2 separate regions of the Homo sapiens genome follow, and region 2 is linked to region 1. The links are chromatin loops, found by intact Hi-C in ENCODE. Cell type or tissue: chondrocyte. All regions are shown on one strand. Links, peaks and the distances in the headings refer to the core of each region. The heading gives the core; the rest is flanking DNA.

Region 1 (12,922 bases), core at 169-8,168:
GGGTAGGGATGGGGCCCCCCTTCTGTCCCCTGCAGTGTACATGGAGGAAAGGGGCTGCCCAGAGGAGGGGCCAGGGCAGGTGACCATCTGGAGTTCTGGTCGAGGTGATGGTCTCCTCACACCATGGTGGCCTCTAACTGGTGACGGCAGAGGGCCCAGCGCCTCCTCGCTTCTCAAAGAACATGTAGTCCTAAGAGGAGGCCACTGTCAATGGGAGATCCGGCTGGGCCAGCCCAGCTTGGCTGTCACAGGCCAGCTCTAGAACCTCAACCCCCACAACACCTATTCCTGACTTTCCCCTAGCAAGAGGCCAGGAAATGCATAAAGCTTCAAATGACAGCAAAGGACAGGCAGGAGGTGGGGGCAGGGGCAGCCAACTCACAATGAGGAATGTGGCTCCCAGCAGCACAGCCTTCACCCTCACATCCAGGTCCAGCGGGAACTGTAGGCCAAAGTCATCTGCATCTGTGAGGGCTTCTCGGACCAGGCCCCCCCACTGCTTGCTGATGCGGCCCACACTGCGGGATTCATCCCGAGTCTTCACCTGTCATCAGGGAGGGAGAAAGGACCCAGCTGAGGAGGAGGCAGCCAGTCTCACCTGCTCCAGTCTCATTCCCACAGTCGCACGTATGAATTTGCAGGGTCTCCACTCAGTGAATCTTCCCCTCTAATGGTCACCGAGTGATCGCTTTCCTAACTGGTTCCCATCACAGAGTATGACAGCTGGGGAAACTGAGGCACTCTAGATCACGCTGAGTCTATACCCAAAATTAGGATTCAGACTCAGATCTGCTGCTATCGAAAGGCGACGCATGACATAACTGAACATCAGTGGTGGGAGAAATGGAAGCATGACAATCCAACCCCCTTAGGGTATGGCTGTTTGCTAGGTTTGCTCTGGTTCCCAATGCCCCTGCCACCCACAATTGGCACAGCTTGTGCCCTACACAAAGTAACCTGGCCAAAAGGGCAAGGAAAGCTACTGGAATTCTGGCTGTACTTCACCAGTCAAGAAGGCTCCTAGAAGGCTATGTCTACCCCGAAGAGTACCTTTTCTCTAATCTGCAAAGTAGGGGAGGGCCTTGCCCAGCACTGCATGAGAGCCTCATCTAGAGAGGGATACATGCCTATCTACTGTGGAGAGAGGCAGCAGTAAGTAGCCTTTGAGGACCACAATTTCCACTGGCTTCTCTGAGCCACACAGCAACAGGCTCTGCTGATGTGGGTAGTTACTCCCCGTGACTTCCTGGTCCTTTTCCTGTGCTCGTTCTCCAGTGATTAGAACTGCAGTGATTTCCTTTTGTGCCATTCCCATCCCCTTCCTGCACTGTCCTACAGCTCTGGGGCACTTCCTGCCATGGTCCTAAGGGTACAGCCCCAAGTATGGACCATTTATAATTATGCAAAAGGGACACTGGCCCTATGAGAACCCCACAGCCTATACATTCCCATCTGGAGATCACGCAGTTATTATATCTTATTCCCAATTGGTTCTCATCATGGAATCTCCCTCTGGCTACCAAGGTGACTCATTTTTGCAAAGTAACCTTAGGTAGGGTACCTCATTAGAAGCGTTGGAAAGTCTACTGGATTATACCTGTTGTTTCTCCCTTATCTGCACAAGCAATTATCCCTTAAAGAACTCAAGGGTCGGTCAGGTGCGGTGGCTCACGCCTGTAATCCCAGCACTTTGGGAGGCTGAGGTGGGCGGATCACCTGAGGTCAGGAGTTCGAGACCAGCCTGACCAACATGGAGAAACCTCGTCTCTACTAAAAATATAAAATTAGCCAGGCATGGCGGCGCATGCCTGTAATCCTAGCTACTCGGGAGGTTTAGGCAGGAGAATTGCTTGAACCCGGGAGGCAAAGACTGCAGTGAGCTGAGATCATGCCATAGCACTCCCACCTGGGCAACAAGAGCAAGACTCTGTCTCAAAACAAACAAACAAAAAACAAACAAAAAAAGAACTCAAGGGTCTGTGGAGTGCCTTTGTCTTCTAGAAACCAAGGTGCTTCCCAGGCCTCACCTCACTCTGAAATTCTTGCCACTTGGGATCTCTAGCTTCCAGACTGGTGACAGGAATGCACAGTGAGAAGGATATACTGGATTTCGGAATGGCAGGGGCATTTGGATTCTATTTTAGCAGGGCAGGCCACAGGATGTTAACATGTTAAAATCGTGCTTGCTCCAGGGCCTGGGCTCACACACTCATACACAGCAGCCACATGGGCCCGGCCCACACAGACTTAATCGTCCTTCACCCCAAATCCAGGCTGGCCTTAGATTTTTTTTCTGCCCATCTCAGGGCCACTTGTAATAATCAGCATTGCTCCTTAAGATGAAATCCTCGTTGTTATGCTTTTATAAGAGCACAGGGCCATCCTATTTCCAAATGGAGGAATGCTACAAATGCGGTCGGAGTCACAGTGGATTTGGATTGATGAGCTCAGGGTCTTGACCTTAATGTTAACTATCCTGCCTCATGGAAGCATCATCTTGGTTTACGAAGGTCCCAAGAGCCTCTAGTATTCCTGATACCTCAAAGTTGGTGTCTGTGCCACAGCCACAGGTCCAGCAGGGCCCCACCACTCGCAAGACTGTCTGGCGATCGGCATCCTGGATGGAGAACTTGGGGAGGAAGGGATGCCAGGTCTGTAGCACGTGGCCAATGGTGGTGCCTGGTGGAGCCTGTACTTCCATCTGGGAGTGGGAAGCAGACAGGGTCACTGCGGAGGCAGGGGTCCCAGCTCTATCATCTGTCTATTTGGCCCTCACTAAACCTCCCATCCCCACCTGCCCACTCCCACCTGATCCAGGCCTCATCTCAGGTGGACCTCATCATTGTCCCGCCCCACCAAGGCCCGCCCTCCCGGCCCCCTCCCTCCGCCCACCTCCTGGAGGCCACAGGGGCAGCAGCTGCAGCCACAGTGCAGCGGGCGGAGCAAACGCAGCACCTCACGGTCCCCGGGGTCGGCCAGGCGGACACGCAGCGGCCGGCGGGCGCCACAGCACAGACGGGCGCAGCAGTTGCTCTCCTCGGCCGCCTGACCCAGGGGCTGCCCGGCCCCAGAGCGCAGTTCATACCGATTACAGGTCTCCCAGCCTAGGAACGCTGCCCGAGGTGACACGGGGAGACTCGTAGAGCCTCGCGCGCCCAGGAGCCCACCATCCGGGCCACCATCATGAGGTCCAACCTCCCACTCCTTCTACTTACTTTCCACTCGCTCAGCCTTCTGGTGAATCAAAATCTGATCAATCTGGAAAGAGAGGGGCGGCGCGCACATCAGCTGGCCCATCTGGACGCCCAAGTCCCCTCCCAGTCATCCTCCCTCCCTCCTTCCCACTCACCTGCACCAGGAATTCGAGGCCAGAAGGCACCCCTGGCAGTGGCAAGAAGGGGGCAGCAGACCCCAAGGCCACGGGGCCAGGCGAGGGGAAGAGGGCGAAGCCGGGAGCTGGGGCAGGTACCTGGGCGGGCACTGGCGCCTGCCCGGGCCCAGGATGTAGCGCCGGCTCCGGGTACCCAGGGGTGACAGGGTAGGGAGGTGGGGGCGAAGGGGCGTAGCCTTTGGGGGGCAAGTAGCCTGTAAAGCGGTGGGAGCAGGATAGATTAGAAAGGGACTCAAGGCCTCATCCCCTTATTCCTCAGCCCATGGGCCGCGAGGCTTCGGGGGAAACGTGGTGGCAAGAGGCAGAGAAAGATGGGGCAGGGGAGCAGGGTGGAGGTTCCCCGGAAGGAAGGGAGGGGCCCCACCCAGCCAGTCCGAGCACATTCCGGGAGGATGTGTTCAAACCCGGCTCCCAAGTCCGTGGGGGGGATAACGGAGACCCCCAGACTTGCGCGCACTTACCTGCCATGGGAGAAGGGCTGGGGTTTTCGAGATGATGGTGTCTGGGTGGCTTAGTTCTGGAAGCGGAGGCAAACTCGGAGATAGCCAGACAGACACAGAGACAGACACAAAGACGGAGAGGCAGCTGCGCCCGGCGCCGGCCCAGGGTCTCTTGGGCGGCGCCTCTGACTCGGGGAGAAACCCAAGTGTCAGTGGGCGGGACCGGGTACCTGGGACCCTGGATTCCCTCGGGGGCCCCAGAACCGCCCCCTCCCTTTGTTCTCCCATCCTGCGGAGGAGGCTGTGGGCCGACGGCAGGACAGATGGACCCGCGGTCAGACCGACAGCCCCACCCCAAGGGCGGTCTCCCTGACCCCTCTGTGCCCCCGCTCACCTGGAGCCCCCAGAAGAGCCCGGGTGCCTAGCACTCGGCAGCTCACAGGAGCTGGCGGAGGCGGAGGCGGGCCCGAGCTCGGACCCCGGCCCCGCCCCCCGACCCGCCGAGCCCGCCCCCTCCTGGGCGGTGCGTTTGCGCCGGGAGGAAGGCAGCCGTCCGCTGCCCCGGGAAGCCGATCGTGGGCTTTGCTCCTCGGCGTCGCCGACGTTCCCGCCCCTTCCGCTCGGACTGCAGATGCCCAGAGAGTAGGAGCGCCTGGAGAAGGCGGCGGCTGGTCCCGGGCCCCGCGAACGCCGCCAGGCCGGCGGCGTGCGTGCTCAGCGCCCTGGGTGGGAGGCGAGGGCGGCCCGGGCCGCGCTGGCCCCTGGGCTCCTCCTCCCAAGGGCAGTCGGGCCTCGCTGACGCAGCGGAACACCCTTCACACTCACTCATTGGCTTCCAGGACTGGCTCCTGGCTCGCCTTCTGCCTCCCAGGGGCGACCTCGCCGTCTTCTCTCCCTGGCACAGCGGTGACCCACACGGGCACCTCGCAGCGACAGCAGTTTCTGCAGGTGCCCCAGCCACGCGGGTGACAGGCCGCCAAACGGTGTCAGTGAGCGTGCTCAGGCCGCCTAGAGGGCCAGAGGAGGAAGCGCGGTCAGAAAAGACCCCCGAGATGAGTGTCTTCGACTGGATCCTGAGCCAGGACCAGTCCTGCCTTGGGGGCCACTGGCTGAGTGGCGCAAGAGATGAGTTTAGAAACGGAGTGCAGTCCACATACAGGGCGGGTTGTGTGGAAGCTGCGATTTGGCCCCACGAGCAGCGAGGAGTCCACCGAGACATTTTTAGAACAAAGAAGGTCAAATGTGTGTTTTAGAAAGATCGTGGCGGGGCGCGGTGGCTCACGCCTGTAATTCCAGCACTTTGGGAGGCCGAGGTGGGCGGATCACCTGAGGTCAGGAGTTTGAGACCAGCCTGGCCAACATGGCAAAAACCCATCTCTACTAAAAATACAAAAATTAGCCGGGTGTGGTGGCGGGCGCCTGTAGTCCCAGCTATGCAGGAGGCTGAGGTAGGAGAAACTCTTGAACCCGGGAGGCAGAGGTTGCAGTGAGCCGAGATTACGCCATTGCACTCCAGCCTGGGCAACAGAGCGAGACTCCATCTCAAAATAAATAAATAAATAAATAAATATTTATTTAGACATCACCAATAAGGCGAAGGCATCACCAATAAGGCGATAGTTAGGCCGGGCACGGTGGCTCACGCCTGTAATCCCAGCACTTTGGGAGGCCGAGGCAGGCGAATCATGAGGTCAGGAGATGGAGACCATCCTGGCCAATATGGTGAAACCCCGTCTCTACTAAAATACAAAAAAATTAGCCAGGTGTGGTGGCGGGCGCTTGTAGTCCCAGCTACTCGGGAGGCTGAGGCAGGGGAATCGCTTGAACCTGGGAGGCAGAGGTTGTAGTGAGCTGAGATCTTGCCACTGCACTCCAGCCTGGCGACAAAGCAAGACTCCGTCTCAAAAAAAAAAAAGAAAGAAAAGAAAGAAAGAAAGAAAGAAGATGATAGTTGACCCAGAACCTAAAGGAGATGAGGGACTGAGCTGTGCAGATTACTGGGTAAGTGTTTCAGGCAGAGGGAACAGCAAGGGCATAGGTCCTGAGGCAGAAGACCAGTGAGACTGGAATGGAGTTAATGAGGGGAAGGTCAGAGGGGTCACAAGAAGCCAGGTCACGCATGGCCTTTTAGTCCACTGAATTATACCCTGAGATGGGAAATGTTGGAGGGTCTGGACAGAGAAGAGACGTGAGACGTACTGCAGTGGTTCTCCATGTGGAGGTTCCCCCTGTGCCCTAGATGCCACCTGAGGTGAAGGATGGAAATGCAGTGAGAGCACTGGACTGGGAGGAAGGAGCCTACAGACCCAGCCTTGGCTCTGCCACTGGACCTTTGGGTCACTCTGGTTTTTCTGTTTTTTTGAGAGTCTCACTCTGCCACCCAGGCTGGAGTGCAGTGGCGCTATCTTGGCTCACTGCAACCTCCACCTCCCAGGCTCAAGCAATTCTTCTGCCTCAGCCTCCCAAGCAGCCAGGACTACAGCCACCACACCCGGCTAATTTTTGTATTTTTAGTAGAGACAGGGTTTCTGCATGTTGGCCAGGCCGGTCTGGAACTCTTGGCCTCAAGTGATCCTTACACCTTGGCCTCCCAAAGTGTTGGGATTACAGGCATGAGCTACTGCACCCAGCCCCTTTGGGCCACTCTGGAGGTCCCCTCTAAGGGTTTGTTTGTTTGTTTGTTTGTTTGTTTATTGAGACAGGGTCTTGCTCTGTTGCCCAGGCTGGAATACAGTGGCATGATCTCCACTCATTACAACTTCTGTTTCCCAGGATCAAGGCATCCTCCCACCTCAGCCTCCCGAGTACCTGGGACTACAGGCATGGGCCACCATGTCCAGCTAATTTTTGTATTTTTTGTAGAGATGGGGTTTTGCCATGTTGCCCAGGCTGGTCTTCAACTCCTGGGCTCCAACAGTACACCTGCCTCAGCCTCCGAAAGTGCTGAGATTACAGGTGTGGGCCATCACACCCAGCATATTTATTTATTTATTTATGAGACTGAGGTCTTGCTCCGTCACCCAGGAGGGAGTGCAGTGGCACCATCAGAGATCACTGCAGCCTCAAACTCCTAGGTTCGGCCGGGCACAGTGGCTCACATCTCTAATTCCAGTACTTCACATCTCTAATCCCACTCTGCCCAGGCAGGCAGAGCACTGAAGATCAGGAGTTTGAGACCAGCCCGGCCAACACAGTGAAACCCCGTCTCCACTAAAAATACAAAAAAATTGCCCAGGCGTGGTTGGCACATGCCTGTAATCCCAGCTACTCAGGAGGCTGAGGCATGAGAATCGCTTGAACCCGGGAGGCAGAGGCTGCAGCAAGCTGAGATTGCACCACTGCATTCCAGCCTGGGCAACAGAGCGAGACTACATCTCAAACAAAAACAAAACAAAATTCTTAGGCTCAAGCTATCCTCATGCCTGGGGATCCTCAAGCTGGGACTACAGGCACATACTACCACATTATTATTATTTTATTATTATTATTATTATTTTTGAGATGGAGTTTTGCTCTCGTTGCCCAGGCTGGAGTGCAATGGCCTCCCAGGTTTAAGCGATTCTCCTGCCTCAGCCTCCTGAGTAGCTGGGATTACAGGTGCCTGCCACCACACCTAGATAATTTTTGTATTTTTAGTAGAGACAGCGTTTCACCACTTTGGCCAGGCTGTTCTTGAACTCCTGACCTCAGGTCATCCACCTGCCTCGGCCTCCCAAAGTGCTGGGATATTTTTATTTTTTTAGAGACAGCATCTCACTATGTTGCCCAGGCTGCTCTTGAACGCCTGAGCTCTAGCTATTCTCCCACTGTAGCCTCCCAAGTAACTGGGTAGGGGGCTGAAGCAGGAGGATTGCTTGAGCCTAGCAGTTCGAGACTAGCCTAGGCAGCCGACATGGTGAGACCCCATCTCATCTCTTTCTTGAACCTCCTGGGTTCAAGCAATTCTCCTGCCTCAGCCTCCCGAGTAGCTGGGACTACAGGTGCGCACCACCATACCCTGATAATTTTTGTATTTTTAGTAGAGATTGGGTTTCACCATGCCGGACAGGCTGGTCTCGAACTCCTGAACTTGTGATCTGCCCGCCTCGGCCTCCCAAAGTGTTGGGATTACAGGCATGAGCCACCGCACCCGGCAAGACCCCATCTCTACAAAAAAGTAATAATTAGCTAGTCGTGGTAGCTTACACCTGTAGTCCCAGCTACTCGGGAGGCCGAGGTGAGAGAATTGCTTGACCCTGGGAGATGGAGACTGCAGCGAGTCCTTATGGCACCACTGCATTACAGCTGGGTGACAAAGCGAGACCCTGTCTCAAACAAAACGAAAAAGCACAGAGAGGCGGTGGAACAGCTGGAGGGTGGAGGGTGTGCCCCTTCAGATGTGGAAGGCCTCACCAAGGTGATCCTATTGAAGCTAAACTAAGCTTGCACAAAGTGTAGAAGTGTATTCTAGGCACAAAGAATAACTGCAAAACAGGCTGAAAAGAGCAGCTCAAAATCTTGAGGCAGAAGAAAATGTGGTGGGTTGGCAATGTGGATGCCATGTAGTGACAAAGAATCACAAAGCCCGGATGGCCAGTGCAGGCCTTGGAGACAGTGGTATGGCACTTGGAATCTATTTGCAGTGCAGTAGTAAGTAAGTCATTGAAAAGTTTAAGTCACTCTTTTTTTTTTTTTTGAGATGGGGTCTTGCTGTGTTGCCCAGGCTGGAGTATAGTGGCTATTCACAGGCTTGATCTTAGCACACTAGTCTCAAACTCCTAACCTCAAGCAATCCTTCTGCCTCAGCCTCCTGAGTAGGTGAGACTATAGGCACACACCACCGCACCCAGCTATCATCATTTTTAATTTCTATTTTTGTGTATGCTTTATATAGTACAATCTGTATAATATATTGAAGGCATACTTAATTTTTCTGAAGGTATGCATTTTTTTCTTTTTTGAGACAGGTCTTGCTCTGTTGCCCAGGCTGGAGAGCAGTGACACGATCTTGGCTCACTGCAACCTCCGCCTCCTGGGTTCAAGCGATCCTCGTGCCTCAGACACCCAAGTAGTTGGGATTACAAGCACCATGCACCACCACGCCAGCTAATTTGTGTATTTTTAGTAGAGACGGCATTTCACCATGTTGGCCAGGCTCGTCTCGAACTCCTGGACTCATGTTATCCACCTGCCTCAGCCTCCCAGGATTACAGGTGCTGGGACTACAGGCGTGAGCTGCTGCGACTGGCCTGAAGGTATGCTTTTTTTTTTTTTTTTTTTTTTTTTTTTTGAGACAGAGTCTTACTCTGTCGCCTGGGCTGGAGTGGTGCAATGACATGATCTTGGCTCACTGCAACCTCCGCCTCCTGGGTTCAAGCGATTCTCCTGCCTCAGCCTCCCGAGTAGCTGGGATTACAGGCACCCACCACTACGCCCAGCTAATTTTTTAAATTTTTAGTAGAGACAGGGTTTCACCATGTTGCCCAGCCTGGTCTCAAACTCCTGACCTCTTGATTTGCATGCCTCAGCCTCCCAAAGTGCTGGGATTACAGGTGTGAGCCACTGTGCCCTGCCGGTATGCATTTTTAAAAGTGTGCAGATTTTTTCTCTAATGAGAAGATTTTAGGTAATTTCATCTCATTCCGTATCTCTAGTTACAATCTGCATGCTTTTAATTGCAGAATTTCTATCACCAACACTAGTCTCTACTGAGCTCCCGACTCCTGTAACAGCAGCTTTCCAGGCTTCCCTGAAGCAAGAGAGTGTGTTAGAGACCTGAAGGAATTCCTAGGGGCTGGCCTGAGGATTGTGAGAAGGATGACAGGGCCAAATGGTGGAGGGCCTTGTGCGGAGATGTTGTACTGTCTTCTGAGGGCAAAGGGGAGCCAATGAAGCATGTATATCCAGGGAGATGGCATAATTTGAGGTACACTCGTAGATCACAATATTTCTTCATTTTAAAGATGAGTCAGAGGCCAGGCACAGTGGCTCATGTCTGTAATCCCAGCACTTTGGGAGGCCGAGGCGGGCGGATCACCTGAGGTCGCGAGTTTGAGATTAGCCTGACCAGCATGAAGAAACCCTGTCTCTACTAAAAATACAAAATTTGCCGGGCATGGTGGCGCATGCCTGTAATTCCAGCTACTTGGGAGGCTGATTCAGGAAAATTGCTCGAACCCAGGAGGCGGACATTGTAGTGAGCCGAGATCGCACCATTGCACTCCAGCCTGGGCAACCAGCGAAACTCTGACTCAAAAAAAAAAAAAAAAAAAAAAAAGATGAGTCAGGAACCAGACATGTGTTCCTCCAAACTCAGCCTCCCGAGTAGCTGGGCCTGCAGGCTACAGGCACAAGCCACTACACCTGGCTATTTTTTTTTTTTTTTTTTTTTGAGACGGAGTCTGGCTCTGTCGCCCAGGCTGGAGTGCAGTGGCGCCATCGCGGCTCACTGCAAGCTCCGCCTCCCGGGTTCACGCCATTCTCCTGCCTCAGCCTCCCGAGTAGCTGGGACCACAGGTTCCCACCACCATGCCCGGCTAATTTTTTTGTATTTTTAGTAGAGACAGGGGTTTCACTGTGTTAGCCAGGATGGTCTCGATCTCCTGACCTCGTGATCCACCCGCCTCAGCCTCCCAAAGTGCTGGGATTACAGGCATGAGCCACCGCACCTGGCCATGGCTATTTATTTTTATTTTTATTTTTATTTATTCATTTATTTATTTTTTGAGACGGAGTCTCGCTCTGTCGCCCAGGCTGGAGTGCAGTGGCACTATCTCGGCTCACTGCAAGCTCCGCCTCCTGGGTTCATGCCATTCTCCTGCCTCAGCCTCATGCCATTCTCCTGCCTCAGCCTCCCGAGTAGCTGGGACTACAGGCGCCCGGCACCACGCCCAGCTAATTTTTTTTTGTATTTTCAGGAGAGACGGGGTTTCACCGTGTTAGCCAGGATAGTGTCGATCTCCTGACCTTGTGATCCGCCCACCTCGGCCTCCCAAAGTGCTAGGATTACAGGCGTGAGCCACCACGCCTCGCTATTTTTTTATTTTTGTAAAGACAGGGGTCTCCCTGTGTTATCCAGGCTGGTCTCGAACTCCTGGGCTCGAGCAATGTTCCCACGTCCGCCTTCCAAAATGTTGGGATCACAGGCTTGAGCCATCGCACAGGGTCCTCTCTGTTCCTTTCCTTTCAGCATGCAGCACAATTTGTAATGATACATGTTTTGCAAATTTTATAAATGTTTAGTTATTTCAGGTCCATTTCCACTACTAGATGGGAAACTCCTTGAGGGAGGGGATATCTGTCTCCCTCAGGGTTGATCTTCCTTGTAACGTGTCTGACGCATGATCAACACTGGTTTAATAAATACTGTGCCTGCCAGGAGCAGTGGCTCACACCTGTAATGCCAGCACTTTGGAAGGCTGAGGCAGGTGGATCACTTGAGGTCGGGAGTTTGAGACCAGCCTGGCCAACATGGCAAAACCCCGTCTCTACTAAAAATACAAAAATTAGCCGGGCGCGGTTGCGGGCGCCTGTAATCCCAGCTACTCGGGAGGCTGAGGCAGGAGAATCACTTGAACCCGGGAGGCGGAGGTTGCAGTGAGCTGAGATCGTGCCACTGCACTCCTGCCTGGGTAACAGGGCAAGACTGCGTCACAATAAATAAATACTGTCCCCACTAAATATCTTCCAGTTCTCTACATGCTGTGACTGCCACTCCAGCCTGTCCTGCCACCTTTTCTCACTCCTTTCCTACCTAACTCAAACTCAGCCCACATTGAAGACTCCTGCTTCTCCAAACCCCTCCCCTCTCCATCTTGTTCTTTGTTCATTGTTTCTTCCATACAATAGAGCTCCTTTAAGGATCATCTCAAGCATTGTGACACATTTTCTGATCCCCAATACATGATCTGTCCCTGCTTTGAACCCCAAAGTATTTTGTAACTAATGACACTCCTATCCTGCCTTGCCTTAATCCTCACTTCTAGAGTAAGTGGGTGCTGATAACAACAGGGCTGAAAACCATGACCCTATAGTAATTTTTTAAAATCCCAGTACTTTGGGAGGCTGAGGCGGGTGAATTGCTTGAGGTCAGGAGTTCAAGACCAGCTTCGCCAATATGGTGAAACCCCATCTCTACTAAAAATACAAAAATTAGCCAGGCATGGTGGCATGCACCTATAATCTCAGCTACTTGGGAGGCTGAGGCAGGAGAATCACTTGAACTCAGGAGGTGGAGGTTGCAGTGAACCAAAATCGCACCACTGCACTCCAGCCTGGGCAACAGAGTGAAACTCTGTCTCAAAAAAATAAAAATAAAAATAAAAACAGGCCGGGCGTGGTGGCTCATACCTGTAATCACAGCACTTTGGGAGGCCAAGGCAGGCGGATCACCTGAGGTCGGGAGTTCAAAACCAGCCTTGCCAACATGGCACAACCCCGTGTCTACTAAAAATACAAAAAATTAGTTGGGCATGGTGGCAGGCGCCTGTAATCCCAGCTATTCAGGAGGCCGAGGCAGGAGAATCGCTTGAACCTGGGAGGCAGAGGTTGCAGTGAGCCGAGGTCGCGCCACTGTATTCCAGCCTGGGCGACAGAGCAAGACTCCATCTCAAAATAATAATAATAATAATAATAAAATTAAAAACCTAGTATGCATCAGAACCACAAGATGAGCTTATTAAAATACAGATTCTCAGGCCCGAAAGAGTGCTTCAGTAGGAATCTGTGTTATTTCAAGCATTCTTTATGACTTTGATGCCCACCAGGGTAAGAACATTATAATAAGTTAACTTAAAGTGACCAGAATCCCCAGACCTAAGGCTCACTGATTAAGTCTTAGGAAATGGAGGGAGTTCAGAGGTTGAATCCCCACCCTTCGTCCTCCAAGAGGTTAGATGAACAAAGACTCCAAAGTTTATTTGCCTTTCCTTTTTAATCCTCTTCTTACTCCAACTCTTTAAAAAAAAAACTGCCCAGAAAACCCAGTAATTAAGCAAAAGGGAGCTCAAAGAGCCAAGGCAAGCCAGCCCAAGAGTAGCAGGGTCCCTCCCGCAGGGGCCAAAGTCTGGATGCTGGGGTCTCCACTCAGAGCCTGGTAGTAAAAGCTGGTGCA
Region 2 (8,000 bases), core at 1-8,000, 430 kb after region 1:
GGGCTGCGGAGGTGACTTGCCATGCACCCCCTTGCACTCAGCGCAGGCTGGGCTTTGTGGCATGTCTCACCTGTGACCCACAAACTGGCCTGATCTTGCCGCTTTTTTACTGCCTTTCAAGGCACTCCTTCCCCAGCCTGAGTTCCATGGTCGCCCTCACAATCTCTCCCTCACAGGCTCCTCAACCCCAGCTTTTCTCCTCTCTCTGTCGCATCTACCGCTCTGGCTAGATCCAGCTCCTCTTCCCCTCTGTCCCTGCGCGGCCAGTGCACTGAGCATGGCCGGAGAAGAACACATCCACACCGACTGGACGCGCTTTAAGTCCATGATCGTGAACCTCAAGGAGGCCCCTAAGGCTTCCAGACAACCATGCTGCACTCTCCCGCCCTCCTAGACATTTTCTTGACTTTTCCCACCTTCACTTCCTGCCTCCCACCCCAAACTCTCAACACAGCAACCAGAGAGGTCCCACTCTGTCACTCACTGTGGCTGGACCGCAGTGGCAGTGATCTTGGCTTACTGCAGCCTCGACCTCCCAGGCTCAAGCCATCCTCGCATCTTAGCCTCTGGAGTAGCTGGGACTACAGGCCTGCGCCACCACGCCCGGCTAATTTTTGTATTTTTTGTAGAGGCGGGGTCCCACCATGTTGCCCAGGCTGGTCTCGAACTCCTGGGCTCAAGTGATCCTCCCACCTCAGCCTCCCAAAGTGCTGGGATTATAGGTGTGAGCCACTGTGCCCGGCCTGAGAGGTCCTTTTAAAGTGGATGCCATTGTGACGGGCTCCCCATGGCTGGCGCCACCTCCCACCACACAGCCCCCACTCCACTCCAGCCACGCAGGCCTCATTGCCCTCCCCAAACCCCCTGGCACGTCTCGCCTCAGGGCCTTTGCGTGGCCATGCCTTCTGCTGGAAGCCTACTCCCCGGCGTGTGCACCTGGCCATCTCTCACCTCCTTCAGACCTCACCTCAATGCGACCTTGATCTTCTTATTTAATACTTCAAACTACCCCTCAACACTCTCAGTCTCCCTTACCCTCCTCAGAGTATCCTATTTTTCCTTGGCACTGCCGTCTTTGCTATACTAGATAATTTACTTATTTGTTATGTTTTTGGTTCATAATCTGCCCATGAATTCACAATCCCATGTTAGAAAATAAAATCCCCAAGGGCAGATATATTTGTCCATTTTGCTCAGTAATGCATCCCAATGATTAAAATGCATAGTTGGCGAACAATAAATATTTGTTAAGAAGAATGAATAAGCAAGTGAGTGAATGAATGAGTAAATAGTTTGTGCTTCTGTGAAGGTGAGGCTACCAACCAGTCATTAGGTTGGAGACATTATTACCAGGCAACCAGCAGAGGGCGCCAGCTTCCTAAATTTGAACTGTGAGGGCTAAGGGCAGGGTCTGAGTCCTAGCCCCCACGTTTATTCCCCAGGATCCCTGTATTCATCTCTTCACTCTCATACAAAAGCCATTTTGGGCTGGGCGCGGTGGCTGACACCTGTAATCCCAGTACTTTGGGAGGCCGAGGAGGATGATCACCTGAGATCAGGAGTTCGAGACCAGCCTGGCCAACATGGTGAAACCCCGTGTCTACTAAAAATACAATAATTAGCCAGGTGTGGTGGCGAGCACCTGTAATCTCAGCTACTCAGGAGGCTGAGGCAGGAGAATCGCTTGAACCTGGGGGTCAGAGGTTGCAGTGAGCCGAGATTGTGCCATTGCACTCTGGCCTAGGTGACAAGAATAAGACTCCATCTCAAAAAAAAAAAAAAAATTCCATTTGGTTTTCCCACCGAGAGAGAGAAAAATACAGAGAGAGAGAGAGAGAGAGAGAGGAGAAAAAGATCACTCTTCTTTTGAAGTATTCCCAAGTCAATCCCTTTCTTCCTCCCCTTCTCCCACCAGGTCTTGGATCGGGAGGGCCAAATGGACAATCCATGTAGTAGCTGGCTTGCAGATGCCTACTGGGATAACATCACAGAGCTAGACAAACTGACCAACTTCCACGGACTCATGAACTCCTTTGAGCAGTACCCTCGTGACTGGCACCTGTGGTATACCAATGCTGCCCCGGAGAAGGCGATGCTGCCAGGTACCAGGCGTCTGTGTCCCACTCTCACTTTTCTCCTTCCCTCCATTCAGCCACATGCCGGCCCTTCCCATTGTCCTCCATCCCCTCTCCCAGCTGGTGCCTGCCTCCTGGCCCGGAGCACATTCCCGGCAGGTGCCCCTTTGTCTGGATTCCCCGCTCTTCCAGACTCACTCCCTCTCCCTGCAATGACTCACCTCATCCCCAGGTGAGTGGGAAAATGCCTGCAATGAAATGCAACGGATGCTGATCGTTCGCTCCCTGCGCCAGGACCGCGTGGCCTTCTGCGTGACCTCCTTCATCATCACCAACCTTGGCTCCCGCTTCATCGAGCCGCCTGTGCTGAATATGAAGTCGGTCGGTGGCTCGGCTTCCTTGTCCCCACGGCCCATGGGTCTTTCCTGCCTCCCTCGCTCTGTTTCAGTCTCCTTCATCTCTCTCTCCCACTTTGGTCATGTGGCCTTCTGCCTGATGCTATACCTGTGCTTCTGGCAGGTGCTGGAGGATTCAACCCCACGATCCCCACTCGTGTTCATCCTGTCCCCTGGTGTGGACCCCACCAGTGCCCTGCTGCAGCTGGCAGAGCACATGGGCATGGCCCAGCGCTTCCACGCCCTGTCCCTGGGCCAGGGCCAGGCCCCCATCGCTGCTCGGCTCCTCCGAGAGGGTGTGACTCAGGGTTGGTGTCCATCCTTTCTTCCACCCCCATCTTCAGCCCAGTCCTTGTCCCTAGAACCTCCAACCTCAATTACACTACTGTCCCTGTACCTCCCACTTCTACAGAGGGCCCCAGAAGTGGCAGATCTTAGTGTTAGGCCCCCCCAGCACCCCCACCCCAACACCAGGTGGAAAGCATGAGGACAGGCAGGGCTTAGGAAATGATTCCCACTGACCCTGGCATCTCCTTGCAGGACACTGGGTGTTCCTGGCAAACTGCCACCTGTCACTGTCTTGGATGCCTAATCTGGACAAGCTGGTGGAGCAGCTGCAGGTGGAGGATCCTCATCCATCCTTCCGCCTCTGGCTCAGCTCCATCCCCCACCCAGACTTCCCTATCTCAATCTTGCAGGTCAGCATCAAGATGACCACAGAGCCACCAAAGGTATGTGGCCATAGAGAACCAGCATCATCAGGGCCATCTGGTCCACCTTACCTCCTGCTAGCACCAGAGAGAGGGCTTAACCAACAACAACATGATTTGATTGTCCTCAAAAAATTCCACCTCATTCCTCTCCTGTTTGTGCCAAACTCCTAGAACACAATAATAAGAGCTAACATTTCTTGAGTGATTATCATGTGCCACGCACTGTTCTAAGTTCTTTACATTTATTAACTCGTTTAATATGGGTGTGTGCACACACACACCCTATAAGGTGAATACTGTTACCCCCATTTTAAAGATAGGAAATGAGATACAGAAAGAGTAAATAAGTATTCCAGAGCCAGAGTTTGGGTAGTTGGGTCCCCAAATTCATTCTTTTATACCTCAGAACCTTCCTGCCTCCCATCATTTCCTTACATCCTCTTCCGAATGTCACACTTCCTGCCTCTTTGCCTTTCCTTTCCTCCGACTCTACTGAAATTTTTATCTCCAATATCACAAGCTCATCACCAAATGCAATCATCACCACCCTCTAAAATCTGCCGTGTCACTGCGCTTCACCCACTCACCCCTGCTTAAACTATTTTAGTAGCTTTTCATTGCGCTTAGTTGAGATCAAAATCCTTTTTGCTCACCCTGTGAAAAGCACATGGACCAGTATGTATCATCCTCAACAGATAAGAGCTGTTTGAATCACGCATGGGTGCCTTTCATCATTATTAATCCTCCTTGGCCACTTGGGGCAGCTGTCACAGTCGACTGTCCCTTTCCCTGGCTCCCTGACACATCACTCCTGCTTTCCCCGCTGTCTTTTGACATATCATTTATTACTTCGGTGTTTCTTTTTCCTCTGCCTGTGACCAGATTGCAATACTTACTCCTTAACCTAAGGACTAAGAGGGGAGGGCCAAAGAGGGGAGGGACCCTTGGTCCTGGCCCAGCGTTTCTCATTCTACTTTCTCCTTTCACAAGTTGTTGGAGAAATTGTCCTTTTCATGATTTCAACTCTAATCCCATCTCTGGCATCAGCCCCAAAGTCAGTGCCAGCTCTGAATTGCCATCAGATTACAAAGCACTTCTTGGCACACCAGCACCATAATAGCAACTCGTTTCACACTTTTTTGTCCCAACCCCCAAGACTCAGAATGTGATTACGTTTAGAGGCAGGATATTTTTTTAGAAAGCGTCTTGGCCAGGCATGGTGGCTCAGGCCGGGTGTGATGGCTCACACCTGTAATCCTAGCATTTGGGGAGGCTGAAGCAGGTGGATCACCTGAGCTCAGGAAGGTTAGATATGGAGTTCAGGTATGATAACCCTGGCTAGAGGTGGAGGTTGCAGGGAGCTGAGATTGCGCTGTTACACTGCAGCCTGGGCTCCGCCTCCCAGGTTCAAGCAGTTCTCCTACCTCAGCCACCTGAGTAGCTGGGACTACAGGTGTGCGCCACTACGCCCTACTAATTTTTGCATTTTTAGTAGAGACAGGGTTTCACCATGGTGGCCAGGCTGGTCTCGAACTCCTGACCTCAGGTGATCCACCCACCTTGGCTTCCCAAAGTGCTGGGATTACAGGGATTACAGGTGTGAGCCACCGTGCCCAGCCTGAGTTTTACTTCAAATAAGAAAGTCCCTGTATTCACAGCCCCCAGTTGCCAGTTTGGGATATAGTCCTGGAGTATATTCCTGGGTCACTTCCTGCTATCCAGTCTTTTAAAAAAGCTAGATATTAAGTAGGTACAAAAGAAGATTTATAAAATATATGCAAGTTATAAAGGATCATGATTCCTTGAATATCTGTGTGCCCATCATCTTTTTTTTTTTTTTTTTTTTTTGAGATGGAGCCTCACTCTGTCGCCCAGGCTGGAGCGCAGTGGCGCCATCTCGGCTCACTGAAACATCCGCCTCCCAGATTCAAGCGATTCTCCTGCCTCAGCCTCCGAGTAGCTGGGATTACAGGTGCCCGCCACCACACCTGGCTAATTTTTGTATTTTTAGTAGAGATGGAGTTTCACCATGTTGGCCAGGCTGGTCTTGAACTCCTGACCTCAGGCAATCTGCCTACTCTCGGCCTCCCAAAGTGCTGGGATTACAGGCATGAGTCACCGCACCCGGCCCATCATCCTTTTAAGAAAGAAAAATCCCAGCATTTTCTTTGAAGTCCCAGTGTGCCTCTTCCCAATCTCATCACTTTCCCTCCCCACTCAGAGGAAACCACTCTTCTGAATCTTGTATTTGTCATTTTCTTTATAATGTTTTTCTTTTCCTCTGGAGTTAGGGATTCTTTTTCATTGTAATGCAAAAGTTTGTATTGCTAATGCAACCATTGCTATATATGTTTCTCTGCAACTTGCTTTTTTCATTCAACATTATGTGCTTGACATTCATTCATGATGTTCTTCGCGTTTTGTAGTTCTTCATATATTCCAGATCCTAATCCTTTGTCAGTTATGTGTTTTGTGGTTTGTCTCTTCTCTTTTATGCTGTTTTTTGGTGAAGAGAAATTCTTAATTTTTATGAGGTTGAATTTAGCTATCTTTCCTTTTTTAAATGGTTTGTGCTCCTTTGTCTTGTTCAAGAAATCCTTGCTTAAAGATTGTAAAAGTACTCTCCTATACTTGCCTTCCAAAAAATTTATAATTTGACTTTCACATTTAAGTTTTTAATCACTTGGAATTCATTTTTGTGACTGTGGTATGAGGTAGAGGTCCAATTTTCTTTGGTTTTGTTTTGCTTTTTTTGAGACAGAGTCTTGCTCTGTCACCCAGGCTAGAGTGCAGTGGCGTGATCTCGGCTCACTGCAACCTCTGCCTCCCAGGTTCAAGCGATTCTCCTGCCTCAGTCTCCTGAGTAGCTGAGATTACAGGCACCTGCCACCCTACCCAGCTAATTTTGTTATTTTTTGTAGAGACGGGGTTTCACCATGTTGACCAGGCTGGTCTCGAACTTCTGACCTCAGGTGATCCACCCGCCTCAGCCTTCCAAACTGTTGGGATTACACGCATCAGCCACTGCGCCCAGCCAATTTTTTTTTTCTACATGGATAACCAATTCTCCCAGTACCACTTCTCAAATACTGCGAAAGTACTTTTCTGATCTGTAGTGCCTGCTCAGCCTTCAATCATGTTTCCATATATGTATGGGTTTCAGGGTCCTTTATTCTGTTCATTGGTCAAATTGTTTTATCCTGGAATCAATACTTTAGTCTTTGTTTGTTTGTTTGTTTGTTTGGGATGGAGTCTCACTCTGTGGCCCAGACTGGAGTGCACTGGCACCATCTTGGCTCACTGCAACCTCTGCCTCCCAGGCTCTAGCAATCTTTCCACCTGCACCTCACAGGTGTGTGCCACCACTCTGGCTAATTTTTGTGTTTTTTTGTAGAGACTGGATTTCACCATGTTGGCCAGGCTGGTCTTGGACTCCTGGACTTAAGCTGTCCTCCCACTTCAGCCTCCCAAACTGCTGGGATTACAGGTGTAACCCACAGTGCCATGCTGATATACTTTAGTCTTAATTACCATATAGCTTTATAATAATTCTTGATGGCTGGTAAGGCACATCTTCTTACCTTATTCTTCTTCAGGCTATTCTTGACCTTTTATTCTTCAATATAAATTTTAGAATTTGTTTGTTCTATTAAAAAAATTCTATTCATCAGTTTGGGGAAAATTCACATCCTTAGAACAATGAAACTCCTAATCTTTAAGTATATTTCTCCATTTATTCATTTTTTCCTCTTTTTTTAGACAGAGAGGGTCTTGCTCTATAGCCCAGGTGGAGTGCAGTGGTACAATCATAGCACAATGGGATTGCGGGTGGCATGAGCCACTGTTCCCAGCCTCCATTTATTATTTATTTTAATAAAATTCTGTAATGTTCTTTTTTTATTTTTTATTTTTTAAATAGAGACAGAGTCTTGTTACGTTGCCTGGGTTGGTCTCAAACTCCTAGGCTCAAGTGATCCTCCCATCTTGGCCTCCCAAAGTGCTGAGATTACAGGTGTGAGCCACTATGCCTGGCCTAAAATTCTGTAATTTTCTCCGTAAATAATCATACATTTTAATTGGATTTATTTCTTGGTACTTGACATATCTTGATGTCATAAGTGGCATTTTTTAAAAAGTCATGTTATTTTTGTTACTGCTATCCAGTATTCCTCAAGTTTCTCACTATTCCATTCTGTCAGTCATAGATAAGTCTTTTTAAAACGCTGTTTGAACAGATTGCTGTCCTACTCAAGATAGAGACTGGCTCCATGATGCCCGGTGAATCAAGTCCAAATGGCTCAAACATCCATTATTATTATTATTTTTTTTTTTTTGAGACAGAGTCTTGCTCTGTCACCCAGGCTAGAGTGCAGTGGCGCTCTGCAACCTCCTCCTCCTGGGTTCAAGCGATTCTTCTGCCTCAGCCTCCCGAGTAGCTGGGACTACAGGTGCGTGTCACCACGCCTGGCTAATTTTTGTATTTTTAGTAGAGAGGGGTTTCACCATATTGGCCAGGCTGGTCTCAAACTCCTGACCTCCTGATCTGCCCACCTCGGCCTCCCAAAGTGCTGGGATTACAGGCGTGAGCCAGCGCGCCTGGCCACACATCCATTACTCTTATTGCATCTCCATCTATCCACGGCCCTCCTCTTCCCACCTGAGCACTTGCACTTGACTTCAGCCAGGCTCACCCTGTCACTTTATTCTGTCCTCGGTGCCTTTATTCAATTCCTTGCATCTCCAGGAAAGTAAGACTCTCCTCTCAAGCCTAGTCATATCCTTCCCATTTGGAAGGCTTAGTTCAAATCCCAGCTTGC

The links. Peaks named below come from ENCODE experiments on the same cell type or tissue, not always from the same donor. Only the 100,000 strongest peaks of a DNase experiment are listed, where the experiment ranks them.
Region 2: a loop joins it to region 1, with 7 times the contacts of the local background. A loop is called at or near these places in 2 of 110 quality-filtered maps.

What each region holds. Positions count from the first base shown.
Region 1 is chr17:7,390,252-7,403,173 of GRCh38, forward strand. It overlaps PLSCR3 (phospholipid scramblase 3), which reads right to left and starts at 4,274. Exons shown (of 8, transcript NM_020360.4): 1 at 4,226-4,274; 2 at 3,853-4,016; 3 at 3,350-3,585; 4 at 3,216-3,258; 5 at 2,893-3,113; 6 at 2,540-2,701; 7 at 383-544; 8 at 1-190. The coding sequence starts at 3,859. The coding sequence ends at 134. It overlaps TMEM256-PLSCR3 (TMEM256-PLSCR3 readthrough (NMD candidate)), which reads right to left. Exons shown (of 10, transcript NR_037719.1): 3 at 4,657-4,839; 4 at 3,853-4,016; 5 at 3,350-3,585; 6 at 3,216-3,258; 7 at 2,893-3,113; 8 at 2,540-2,701; 9 at 383-544; 10 at 1-190. It overlaps TMEM256 (transmembrane protein 256), which reads right to left. Exons shown (of 4, transcript NM_152766.5): 4 at 12,724-12,922. The coding sequence ends at 12,815. RefSeq lists a silencer at 4,162-4,651. In chondrocyte, for the core only: CTCF peaks have their summits at 3,393 and 4,807; no DNase peak of the experiment used is centred there.
Region 2 is chr17:7,821,527-7,829,526 of GRCh38, forward strand. DNAH2 (dynein axonemal heavy chain 2) reads left to right here. Exons shown (of 86, transcript NM_020877.5): 74 at 1,916-2,102; 75 at 2,308-2,456; 76 at 2,595-2,778; 77 at 3,011-3,201. Among named protein-coding and RNA genes, the nearest start is that of KDM6B, 8.7 kb to the right of the region's middle. RefSeq lists silencers at 1,284-1,333, 1,344-1,393. In chondrocyte, for the core only: CTCF peaks have their summits at 1,361 (motif pointing right), 3,936 and 4,161; DNase peaks (open chromatin) are centred at 2,425 and 2,685.